2 separate regions of the Homo sapiens genome follow, and region 1 is linked to region 2. Evidence: chromatin loops called from intact Hi-C (ENCODE). Cell type or tissue: heart left ventricle. All regions are shown on one strand. Links, peaks and the distances in the headings refer to the core of each region. The heading gives the core; the rest is flanking DNA. Region 1 has its middle 3.5 kb from the start of ACTA2-AS1. Region 2 overlaps ANKRD22 (ankyrin repeat domain 22).

Region 1 (6,764 bases), core at 1,147-5,146, 93 kb after region 2:
AATGTGACCACATCACTAAGTAATGGACTGGTCGTGAGGCAGAGACCCTGTTAACCAACCTGGAGACGCCACTACACACACATGTGCATGAGCACCAGTGTTCATTGGATAAACTATCTATGGAAGGTCTCTTTCACAACAGGCAGACAGCACCTTCTCTTTTTTTGAGACAAGGTCTCACACTGTTGCCCAGGCTGGAGTGTAATGGCATAATCATGGGTCACCGCAGCCTTGATCTCGTAGGCTCAAGCGATCCTCCCATCTCAGCCTCCCGAGTAGCTGGGACTACAGGCACTCACCACCACACCTGGCTATTTTTTTTCTATTTTGTAGAAATGAGGTCTTGCTGTGTTGCTAGGGCAGGAGATCCTTCTTTTGAATATGAATCAGTTCCAAAGCTCCATTTGCCACATCCTAAGGCAAAGATGGTTCTTCATTTCTTTTCAGATTTGTGTTTCTGTAGAAAAAAAAGAAACAATTAAGAACTTCCTTTGATTTTCAGTGCTAGTCAGTTTGCACACAGTGCCTGACACCTCATGTGTATTTGTTATAGGCTGAATTGTGTCCCCCAAATTCATGTGTTGAGGTCCTTAACCCCCCAATACCTCAGAATATGACTGAGTTTGGAGATAGGGCCTTTACACAAATAATTAAGTTAAAATGAGGCTAGTAGAGTGGGCACTAATCCAGTATGAGTTGTGTCCTTATAATTAGAGATTAGGACAGACATACACAGAAGGAAGACCATGGGAAAACAGAAAGAAGACTGCCATCTGCAAGCCAAAGAGAGAGAGATCTCAGAAGAAACCATCCCTGCCAAAACCTAGATCTCAGACTTCCAGCCTCCGGAACTGTGAGAAAATAATTTTCTGTTGTTTAAGCCATCTGGTCTGTGGTATTCTGTTTGGCAGCCCTCACAAACTAATGTAGTATCCGGTAAATATTTGCTGAAGTTGTTTGTTTCCTTTTCTCTTACAGACTGAATTGGAAATGGCTTTCTTTGTTGTCATGCAGGGCAGAAATCATTCTTTCCATAGGCCTTGTCAGTTGTAGAAGAGCAAAGCAGAATGTTTGTGGATTATTCTCAGCTACTCAAATTGTTCCTAGTTTCTTTTTAGTAGGATTTTGCTTGTGGAAATTTGACATTTTATTTGGCGCCACACTGGTTCACTTCTGTTTTCTCCCAATTCATTTCACATTGCAACCACATCAACTGTGTTGGAGACTGTGTTATTACAATGATTTGACCTTAGGTTGAGGTTTCTGTTGCAAAACCAGCTGAGGAGGTCCTAAATGTGGAAAGCAGATGTTTCTCTTCTGGCATGTCTTGCAGAATTATCTGGCAAGAGAATATCTTCTGTGAAAAGAATGCGTGAGAAATGTCATGCATTTGGCAATGATTAAGAAAGAAAGGTAAACCTTCAACTCCTTGTTCTTAAAAGAATTTGGCTTGTTATTTACTGGGAAGACAACTAAGATGCAAAGAGCTTTTCTGCTCTTTGCAACAAATTTCTTAAAATTTGTTTTCTTTTCTACTCTTTTGTTCTTCATAAGGCCAGAATATATTATCTCGGGGAGAGCTGATGAAAACATGACTTAGTGGCTCTTAGAGATTTAGCATACTGATGTCCAAGAAGACGTTGTTGTTTTTTAAACTATCAAAAGGCAGGCCTTCATTTGGACTGCTACAACAAAAATACCATAAACTGGGTGACGTAAACAACACTGTATTTCTGTCACCCAGTTCTGGTGGCTGGAATTTGATATCTGGGTGCCAGCATAGTCCAGTTCTTGATGAGGACTCCCTTCCTTATTTGCAGATGGCTACCTTCTTGCCCTACCCTCAAATGGGGGAGAGAGAAATCATCTCTCATGTCTCTGCTTATAAGGACACAAATACTATCACGAGGGCCTGACCCTACCTTCATGACCTAATTATCTCCCAACGCCCAACGACCCCACCTCCAAATACCATTGCAACGAGGATGAGGTTTCAGCATATTAATGGCGGGGGCACCAATATTTGATCCGTAACTATGCGAGTGCCAACTAGCTAGTTTCTTGTCTTTTTTCAGTGCCATATGGAGGCTCTGCTGTACATCTTCTGAGATCCCATAGTTACTATATTAAAAAGTACCATTCTGATGAGAATGTGAATAGCTTTTATTATATTACCTTTGATCTGGTGTGAAGATGCCTTCAAATAGATTTAAGAAATTACTCATTAAAAGGATATTTTTCAAAAGGAATTGCCAGTTGATTAAATAATACTAGGTATTAAATTTTACCTCATGGAAGAACAAACTTGTTTGACAAAAAAACATTTCTTAATTAAAGCCATATATTTTCATATTAGTAATGTTGCTATATAATTATAATATTTTTAATTTTGTAATGTTTTTATAATTAAAGGACTTAGTAAAATCCATATTCCTGTATATGTTTGAATAACCAGACAGAGAAATGGAAAAGGGAAAGAAAATCCAGGGAAGGGAATATTATTTAGAAAGGAAGCCTGTGATACTCTTAAGGTCTGTCACTACAGCTTGCTGGACTTCAGGATGGGGATAGGAGATGCAGAAGACAAGAGAGGAAAAAACAGAGAAGGACTCTGGGGGAGGGAAGGTAGATTAAGAGCATTGCAGACTGGCTTTATTTAATTTGTTTGTTTGAAGTAAATGCCTTGACATTATCTGGACGACAAGACATTCTAAAACCAAATGGAGATAATTAGATTTTTTTTTCTCAATCAAGGAGCATTACCCGTGCATCTCTATCAGGTAAACAAGAGATGGCAGTGAAAAATTACAGTTGTTTACATGAATTATTCATTGTCTCACTGGGTCCCAGATGTACCAATGGAATGCATGGTGAATTCATATTCTTGAGCCTGAAGAGGAGGTTTAAAAATTCTCCTTTGCACTTTTTCCAAGAGAAAAAGGCATTTACAGATTGATTTAAAAAGAAAAAAAGCTCAATTATGTTTCCTTCTAATATAAAGGCTGACAAGGAAAGCAAAGCAAGCAACTAGAAGACATTTGCTGTGCTCTTGACTTTGGGAAAGACCATGGGCAAATTATATCACTTTTAGGAAATTTAATTTCCTTACCTACAGAAATAAGGCATGTGAATCAACTGATTCAGCAGGCTGTCTTCAGCAATAAAATTTTGTACTTATCAAGGTTCTTTCCAAGGCAGTATGTTTTTTATTTTTAAAAAATAACTTATTGAAGCTCAATTCACATAACTTAAAATTAACCATTTTAATATGAACAATTTAGTGGCATTTAGCACATTCAGTGTTGTGCAACCACCGTCCCTATCTAGTTCCAAAAGATTTCTGTCACTCCAGAGTAAAATCCCTTGTCCACTGTACTAGTCTGTTTTCACCCTGCTGATAAAGACATACCTGAGACTGGGTAATTTATAAAGAAAAAGAGGTTTAATGGACTCACAGTTCCACTTGGCTGGGGAGGTCTCACAATCATGATGGAAGACGAAAGGCGTGTTTTACAGGGCAGCAGAAAAGAGAGAATGAGAGCCAAGTGAAAGCGGTTTCCCCTTATAAAGCATCAGGTCTCGTGAGACTTACTACCACGAGAACAATATGGGGGAACCACCCCCATGATTCAATTATCTCCCATTGGGTCCCTCCCACAACATGTGGGAATTATGGGAGCTACAATTCAAGATGAGATTTGGGTGGGGACACAGCCAAACCATATCACCCACTAAGCAGTTGCTCCCCTTCCCTCCCTCTCCCCCCCAGCTCCTAGCAACTGTCAATCTGCATTCTATATGGATCTATCTATTTTGGATATTTCATACAAGTAGAATTGTACAATATGTGAGCTGTTGTGTCTGGCTTCTTTCACTTAACGTATCATTTTGAAGGTTTATCCATGTTGTAGTATGTATCAGTCCTTTATTCATCTTTATGGATGAATTATGTATATAAATTTATGTATATACCACATTTTGTTTATTCATCCGTTGATGGACATTGATGGACATCCATTGATGGATATTGATGACATTTTGTTTATTCATCCATTAATGGGCACAATAACCAAAAAGACATTTCCTTTTGGTTATTGTGAGTAGTAGTGCTATAAACATGCATGTACATGCATTTGTTTGAGTACCTGTTTCAATTCTTTTGGATCTACACCTAGAAGTGGAATTGCAGGGTTATCGGTAACTCTAGGCTTAGGTTTTTGAGAGACCTCCAAACTGTTTTTCACAACAGCTGTACCATGTTATATTCCGAACAGCAACATATAAAGTATCTGATTTCTCTACATCCTATTACAGCCATCCTAGTAAATGTAAAGTAGCATCTCATTCTCCTTTTGACAGAGCAATATGTGATCAGCTTAATTCCTCTAAAGTCAAATTTCAGTAGTAAAATAAAGTTGATGATGAAGATGTCTGAGGCCTCCAGAATTCACTCACTCCAATCACTCTCTTAGTGTTGTGGGACACCAGTCCTGACTCTTTATCAAGGTCACTAGCACCATGTTTAGAGGGAGAATTTATTTTTATCAAGGATAGTCAGGTCAGCTGTTTCAGCTGGGTAGGATTAGAAATACAAAGAGAGAGCAACCAACAAAAGGCACTAGTCATGGCACTTTAGAATACTACTCTTGCTTTCCATCAAAGTCAGTGGTTTAAGCATTCATAAGGAAGAATACTATGTTGAGGCATCTCTCTGAAATCACGGACTTTTTTAAGTCTTAAGAGCAAGAGCTCATGTTAAATTTGAAAAATAGAATTTACTTGTTTAATATATTTTTGCCTGAGTAGGTGATGTCATTTTTTTTTTTAAAGGAAGGCCTGAAGTTACATGATTTTAGGTCATTTTGTAGGGAATTTCAGGTTATGGCATATGCAGAGAGGTCTTAAAGGAAGAAAAATAATTGATTCAATGAAGGGACAGAGGACTAAGGCTCAAAACTAAATGTGCAGGGAAAGAAACAGAAGGCAAGAACTAAGAAGAGTATAAAAAGAACACCTTTTGATGTGGTGTGTCTGCAATACCACATACTTTTCTCCAAGGATAAGGAAATCTGCTTAAGGACCCCTGAATTTTAGGCCTCTGGAAAACTGTCATTAACCTCACGATACGGAAGCCTGTTCCATCATCAGTTTTCCTTGAGGATAGCATTGTTTCAAACCCAGACAAATAGTAATCATTTTTATTCCCTTTAGCCAAGAAGGGGCTAGAAATTGCTCTAAGGAGGACATTCTGGGAGAGCTACAGCCTCCATGAGTAAATTAGACTGAGAGGTGGCAATGTTTGCATGTTCATTTCCCAGATGTGAGATGAATAATTTAACCTGAAAGGTGAAATGCTCAGGAAAAGCAATAATTTAACCTGAAAGGTGAAATGCTCAGGAAAAGCAGATGGTCCAGAGATGCCATACTTCTCATGCAACATTGCTTCCATTGCTTGAAATTGGTGTCTGATTTTTTCATAGAAAAAATGTTATGAATATTACTTTGGAAAATTGTAGTGAAGTCATGGTCACACTTGTGTGTGTGGTCCAGTTCTTTGGGGTTCTCTTTTTCCCAGGTATGCAGCACTTTTACATCTCTGGGCCTCTGCTTGGAACACATCCCATGCAGGTCCTACTTCCCCTTCCCAAACCTTAACCCCTTCTAGCCCCCAGCCCTTTTTTTTGTCTACTCAATTCTTACCCTTTAAGCTTCTGCTTAAGCACTATCTTCTCAGGGAGGCAGCCTCTCCTGAGCTCCTGGCTCAAGTTAGAGCCCATGGCTATAAAAGCCAGTACCCCATATAATTCTTCTTTTGAACCCCTGACAATGTACCCAACTGCTTATTTAGTGCCCATCTTCCTCACTTGGCTGCAGGTTCCATCCAGGCAGAACCTTGCCTAGTTCTATTTCCTTGACACTGCTCTCTGTCCTAGCTCATAGTGCTCTTCAGACATTACTTAAGTTGACTCTGCTCTCCCAGGAATAAACATTACTTCATACTCTGAAAAGGAAGAACCCTATCTCAGGCTGCCCCATTTTCTCTCCCTCTCTCTTTTTTTTTTTTTTTTTTGGCTGTCTCTTTCTGAATAAACTGAGCTGCGCTGCAGCAATGGCTTCTGGTTGCCTGCAAGTGTGTGTTGGTCCAGACAGCCTCCTCCCTAACTACAGTCAGACGTTCTTCTCCAAGCTGTTCTGTTAGAAATTCTTCTAAAGAGAATTTCCTAGCTACACAAATGATACCACATTAACAACAGAGGATTATTATTATTATTATTATTATTATTATTTTGAGGCGGAGTTCCACTCCTTTTTGCCCAGATTGGAGTACAATGATGCGATCTTGGCTCACTGCAACCCCTGTCCCTGGGTTTCAAGCAATTCTCCTGCCTCAGATGCCTGAGTAGCTGGGATTACAGGTGCGTGCCACCACGCTTGGCTAATTATGTATTTTTAGTAGAGATGGGGTTTCACCATGTTGGCCAGGCTGGTCTTGAACTCCTGACCTCAGGTGATCTGTCTGCCTCGGCCTCCCAAGACAACAGAGGATTATTTTTAAGTAAATAATGCCTCTTCCCACACATCTGCTCACAGTAATGGCAGCATGATGTGAATTAATGTCATTAGAAACCCATGCTGTCCTCCAGAGTTGCAAAAGCCTGTCATAGGAAAATTTTATAGTCATAGAAGGATGTTCCCCTCCTTTGAGAGTCTGGTTTGCTATTGTTAGAGGAGAGAAGAGGATTCAGAAGGCTGCCAAACCTGTA
Region 2 (6,764 bases), core at 1,853-5,852:
GAAAAACAAAAGCAGGTTTTGAAATACTGGCATAATTAAACCACAAAAACGAAAAAAAAGTCATAACCCAATACATTAAAATTTAAATGTTTTAAAATTGTAATATATTGCTTTGCAGGTGAGATTTTTTGGTCTCAGTTATGCCTAGCTTTAAGTCTAGATCAAGAATTAGCCCATGAGGAACCTCCTACATTTTCCTAAGTTTTCTTGGCACACACTTATGTCCATCAAATGGATGAATAAATAAATGAAATACTACAAATTCAACTCAGTAAGGAAACTATGTATAGTGCTTACAGGTAGGTGGGCCTGTCGGAAAAGCATTCATTTTCTTTACTAAAGATAAAATACCTTTATCTTTATCTTTACTAAAGACAAAATACCTTTATCTTTATCTTTACTAAAGACAAAATACCTTTATCTTTATCTTTACTAAAGATAAAATATCTTTATCTTTAGTAAAGACAAAATGTCTTTATCTTTATCTTTACTAAAGATAAAATGTCTTTATCTTTATCTTTACTAAAGATAAAATAGAAAACAAGCATATGGGGAGGAGTTTAGGGCAGTACTAGTGATGAAATAAGACCTACATAGCACCCTGTATTCAAGGAGCTCAACAGAGCAGAAAAGACAGTTTTTTAGGCAAATAATATACAAATTATATGGTTAACTACACTTGATTAGATGCTGTTTATAAAAAGCATTATACAGAGCTTCACAAGGCACCATGGGAGTTTAATAGCAAGACTTCAGGTAGCATGATCTTGTCCTCTTTCCCTCCTCTGCTCCAGCCTTTCTCGACTTCTGTTCTTCAAAGTTTGGTTGAACCAAACCATGTTTGGTACCTTCCATCTGGGCTTCTGCCCTGAATACTCTCTCTGCATAAAACACACCACCTGCCTTTCTTCTGAATAACACCTAGCTCACCCTTCATGTCATAATTTAATTTTCATTTTATCCAAGAAGTCTTTTCTTACTCCCAACATTCAGTATCTCTCCCTCACAGCAACTGACATACTGTAATTCTTTTCTTAATTATGTACAATCATGTATTTAGGGCTAGCATGAATCAGGAGAGGTTTGAGGCAGTGCTGAGAAGGAAGGCACTGAAGTTCAGGCCGTAAACCCCATTTTATTTACTGCTATTTCTCCAGCATTCAACACAGCACTCAGCACATGGGAGGCAAACACTGAATATTTTTAGACTAATCTTCAGATGATGTCTTTTAAAAAGCATTTAGAGTAATACCTGGCATATGGATGGTGCTTAGTGTATGAAAGTTATCATTATTGCAATTGTCATTCTTTAATAATCAAGTCAAATCCCTGCTGTGTGCCAGTCACAGGTACCAGAGAATAAAATATGTTATCTTATCCATGTAAAATGTATCTGTCAAGTGGGGAAATAGGACAGAGACACACATACACAGAGTAAATGACAAGAAAAAAATTTTTTGGTATGGGTAGGTACATAAGCACCTGTGGAAACTGGGACGTATCAAGGGGAAAGTCAAGTGGGTGTATTTGCTAATAAACTGAGGTTCTAACATAGCCAAATATCACAATAAGTGAACTATGTTATACTCTTAAACCTAAAGGCCTACTCATGAAAGAAACATCCTAACAGAAAATTAACTCAGCAGCAATTAAAGGCAAACTTCTGTACCTTAAAAATGAAATGAACATGATACATGGGCTTTAAGTTTCACTAGAAATGCACAATTTCACAAATCACCTATTCTGTTATCCTGAAGTCTTCCCTTTACTAAGCTTTCCAACAGTTGGGCACTTCAGTGTCTCAGCATACTGTGTGGCTGATGCAGAAAGGACTGGGGCAGTTGAAACACTTGTCTCATGTCAGAAAAACAGGATGTAATTGTGGCTCTGTTACTACCTCCCCCGGTGACTGTGGACAATTCACTTCCCTACTGTATCTCAGTGTCCTCAGTCATTAAATGAAGGAGTAAGGCAGAAGTTCCCTTGGGTTTTCATATTCGATTATTTCTGGGACTCTAGTCTCAACCAACAAATCTTCCACATCACTGCTGGAGTCCAGGGTTATGTCAACACAATAGTGCTTAAATAAAACCTTCAGTGACTTGCCATTGTCCTAGCAGCAATGCCCAGTCATTTGGAGTTCAAAAATAAGTAAAACAAAACTAAATGCAACAAGACAGTGTTAAGTCACCAACTCTTAATTTTTCAATTAAATGTATTTAAAACAATACTATTATTTCATAAAAGATATTTTAACAAATACAAAGATAAATGAAGGGTATTTTAACAAAATATGTAAGAATATAATCACCAGGGGGAAAGCAGTTCTTTATATTGGGTAGATTTAGTTAGCTTTATAGAAAAATTCATTTTATTGTCCTTTTAAAAGATTTTACCATAAACTAGTGAAAATTTAATAATGGAGTGATTAGCAGTGAGCACTACTCATCAAGCATTTGGAAATTGGTGGTCTACCATGAATAGCTTGGAAACAAGTGGCTTTAGAGCTCTTTTTCTCTTTTCTCAAATATTTAAATAACTTAACAACATTTAAAAAACTAGAATATTTCATGTATTAATCTGGCTTTCCAGCTTCTCTTTAAAAATGGAAAGTTTTGGCTGGGCGCGATGGCTTACGCCTGTAATCCTAGCACTTTGGGAGGCCGAGGTGGGTGGATCACCTGAGGTCAGGAGTTCGAGATCAGCCTGGCCAACATGGAGAAACCCCATCCCTATTAAAAATACAAAAATAAAAAAATTAGCAGGGCATGGTGTCTGGTGCCTATAATCCCAGCTACTCTGGAGGCTGAGACAGGAGAATCGCTTGATTCGGCAGTGAGCCGAAATCGCGCCACTTCATTCCAGCCTGGGCGACACAGCGAAACTCTGCCTCAAAAAAAGAAAAAAAAAGAAAGAAAAAAAAGAGAAAGTTTTGCTAACACTGGGCCCATATTCCTGTAGGATACCAAATAACTGGTGCTTAGTGGCAGTGACTCCAATTCTCCACAGTCCCCACCACTCGCCATCACATTACACTGGTTCTCTTCACTCATCTATGTTACCTGCCTGGTAACATAGACCTCCAGGAGCTCTCTGCTTAGGCTTCTCAAAGTCTTTACTAAGAGCTAACTAAAAAGAAGAAGAGGAAAAGATGGGGAGTTGTTCTGCAAGAGTCACTCAGTGCTTTTGAGGGCTTTCTCAACCCCATTTGAGCAATATTATGTAAAATACTAACCCTATCTTTAGTCTTTCTTAGGCTTCCTAGATCCAAGACACAGAGTTACCAGGAAGCTAAGTGTCTTCCTTCTCGGCTGAGATGCACAAGTACAGTCATACTTCACTTCACAACAGGGATACGTTCTGAGAAATGTGTTGTTAGGTGATTTTGTCATTGTGGGAACATCACAGAGTTTACTTACACAAACCTAGATGGTAGAGCCTATTACTAATATGGTATAGCCTGTGGCTTCTAGGCTAAAAACCTATACAGCATGTTACTGTACAGAATACTATAGGCAGTTGTAACACAATTGTAAGTATTTGTGCATCTAAACATAGGTGAACATATAAAAATATACAGTAAAAATATAGCGTAAAAGATAAAATGGTACACCTGTATAGGGCAGCTCCATTATAATCTTATAGGAACACTGCTGTATATGCTGTTCATTGCTGATCGTGACATCATGTGGTGCATGACTATAATTTAATGTGAGAGTCGCACTAACGCTGAAGACTCCATGCTGTTATGAACTTGCGGTTTCCACTAGGGGGCAGCGCAGCGTAAGAAAAGCACTGACAGCGGGCAGAAGGGAAGTCCAATAGAAAGTGCTGGTTCACAAGCCAGGTATGAAAAAGAGAAGAGGTTGTCCATTTGGGTTGCTGGAAAAGCTATCATAAACCCCTTTTAACCCCTTAAGCTCTGTAATTTGGGGGCACCCTGGGTGTAGAAGAAACACACTTGGGAAATTATTATAATAACTCTATCCCCTAATAGTCTCAGAACCCTTCTGTCCATCCTCACTGCTAAAGTACTGCTTCAGATCTTCATCATTCTCACCAAGACTATTGCACACAATTCTTTCAATCTCACGTGTTCCATATGCCGTTTTTACAACTTCATCTCCTACCACTGTCTTATCCACACCCTTGATCTAAATAAAGGTATGTGTGTTATTAACAGCCATCTCCCCAGCTAGACTGTAAGCTATATAAGGGCACTGTGACTACATGAGGCTACATTTTGTCTGTACTGATTCATCATTGTACCCCCATAACATAGTGCCTGGCACATGGTAGGCATTCAATATGTACTTAGTGAGTAAATAAGAGAAGGAAGAAATTATAAGATGAGCTAACAGTTATTGAGTAGCTCAGTTATTCTATATTAATCCTCACAACAACCCTCTAAAGTAGTATTAATATACCTGTTTTGCACAGATGAAACTAAGGGAAATTGTTTTCCTTGCCCAAAGTGACATAGTTCACAACTGGCATGGCCAAGAGTCAAATCAAGGGGAATGACTGCAGAATGCGTACATTCTATCTCCAATCACTTTAGTCTTAAAAATCAGCCTTCAAAATGTCTTCTGGCTACAAGACTTCGCATTTGATATTTGTGTCCAAAATTAAGCTACAGTCTGTATTCGGGATATTGATCTGTCCACTTGTGGCACTGACTTGCTGGTTATACTGGTTATACATCCAGACTCCTTCTCCAACCTGACCTAGAATCAGCAATATCCACCAAGAGATAAGAAGTGTCATCAGAGAGTCTGCAGAAGAAACAGAAAAACGTTAAGACTCAAAGGCAAAGAAGTGAAAGTTTCAAGAAGGAAGACAAAGATCATTGAATGTGATCATTAGCAGCCATGCAGAGGCCAATTTTCATACAGTGATGGGGCTGAAGGAAGAATACAGAGGCCTGAGCACATTGTCTATGAAGAATTAGAGGATGCAATTGGAGAGGAATTGTAGTCAGTTTGGCAGTGAAAAAGCTGTTAGGGAAAGCTAGAGACTTCAAAGAGGGGGGTAGCAGTGTCCAGCCAACGTTCCACACGTTTGTAGGCAAAGTGGTGTCATCAAGTGGTTACAAATCCAGGCTCTGGAAACAAACTCTCTGGGTTCCAATCTCAACTCTGCGACTTAACAGCTATGTTATTTGGACAAGTTACCTAGACTCTTCATGCTAAGTTTCCTTCTGCTTTTGATAATCATGCCTTCTTTATAAGTTTCAGAAAGAATTAAATGTAACTGTGCAGATGAAGCACTTAGCTCAGATCTGAGTCACAGTAAACCCTCAATTAATGTTAGCTACTCTTATAATTATTAAAGCATAAGGAGCCAATGAAGATGGACAGGAGTGGTTATGAGAGGGTAGATAATTGATCAAAGAGAGTGAAGAGATGATAGGATAGAGAGCATTAAGATGGAAACATTAGTCTCCTACATAGAAGGAAAATTCTGGCTCTAAGGCCAAAGCAAGGGAGAAAAGAGAGCTACATGGATGGAAAGAAGTTTAGACTGACTGAAATTTTTGCCAGAAAGTCAGAGGTTTGATCTTCATTCATTATACTACTATATATTTGTCATAAATAAATAGATACATCTAGATAACTAATATGGTTTGGCTGTGTCTCCACCCAAATCTCATCTTGAATTGTAGCTCCTATAATTCCCACATGTCATGGGAGGGACCCAGTGGGAAGTAATTGAATCATAGGGGTGGGTCTTTCCCATGCTGTTCTCATGATAGTGAATAAGTCTCACTAGATCTGATAGTTTTATACAGGGGAGTTCCCCTACACAAGCTCTCTTTTGCCAGCTGCCATGATTGACTTTGCTCCTCATTTGCCTTTTGCCAGATTGTGAGGCCTTCTCAGCCATGAGGAATTGTGAGTCAATTAAACTTCTTCCTTTATAAATTACCCAGTCTTGGGTATATCTTTATTAGCAGCATGAGAACAGACTAATCCAATAACTAAATAAATAGCATTGACATTTAAAAAGATGAATGGATTAATGACAGGAGATGTGATTGAGACAAGGGTAGATGAGACTTTTGAGCATGATGGGGAAGATTTTGGACCATCGTAATTAAAACTGTCTACATGAAATGAATAAAAATATAAAATGGCTTTGAAAACCAGGTTGTAGAAACACAGTAAGAAGATAGAGTTGACTGAGCCTGCCATGTGAGTTTGTGATTTTCTTCAGCAAACCTAGATGAGGGAAGAGTACAGAAAGTGAAGAGGGCAAGAGCAAGGATTAGGAAACATGTCTGTCAGGCAAGAGAAATGAGAGGAGAGTGGTTTACCATTAAATTCAGTCTTAATGGGCATCATATGTAAGCCAGATAAAGACAAATGAACTTGCAAAAAGAGAGAGACAAGCAAATAGAAACACAGAGAAGGATCAGAGCACAGTTCGTACATGTGGTCTATTAGAAAAGTAACCAGTTTAGAAGTTATCAGAGAGATGTTACAGATAAACTCTGTCTAGGGATGAGAAGTCAAGGGTGGCCTTGTTGGGTATCTGATTTGGAGTAGAAACACAGGTCAAGAAGGGAGAATGAAGCTTATGGATGTTGAGGTCACTGAGGATGACCCCGGGGGACAGAAAGAAAGGGGAACTTGTGTTCCAGGGAGGTGGAAGTGGGCCCTGGAATACAGTGGACAGAAGGGAGAATGTAGAGAAAGGGCCATAAGCAGAGATTTCAAGTAAGAAATTGAACCATGGTCAAAAAACAACGGTGACCAAGAAGT

What was found. Peaks named below come from ENCODE experiments on the same cell type or tissue, not always from the same donor. Only the 100,000 strongest peaks of a DNase experiment are listed, where the experiment ranks them.
Region 1: a loop joins it to region 2, with 8 times the contacts of the local background. A loop is called at or near these places in 107 of 110 quality-filtered maps.

What each region holds. Positions count from the first base shown.
Region 1 is chr10:88,925,776-88,932,539 of GRCh38, forward strand. No RefSeq gene overlaps it. Among named protein-coding and RNA genes, the nearest start is that of ACTA2-AS1, 3.5 kb to the right of the region's middle. RefSeq lists an enhancer at 6,500-6,599. In heart left ventricle, for the core only: no CTCF peak of the experiment used is centred there; no DNase peak of the experiment used is centred there; H3K4me3 peaks cover 69 bases; H3K27ac peaks cover 1,612 bases.
Region 2 is chr10:88,832,036-88,838,799 of GRCh38, forward strand. The region is part of intron 1 of ANKRD22 (ankyrin repeat domain 22); the gene reads right to left. Among named protein-coding and RNA genes, the nearest start is that of ANKRD22, 16 kb to the right of the region's middle. RefSeq lists an enhancer at 3,915-4,064. In heart left ventricle, for the core only: CTCF peaks have their summits at 3,769 (motif pointing right) and 3,971; a DNase peak (open chromatin) is centred at 3,776.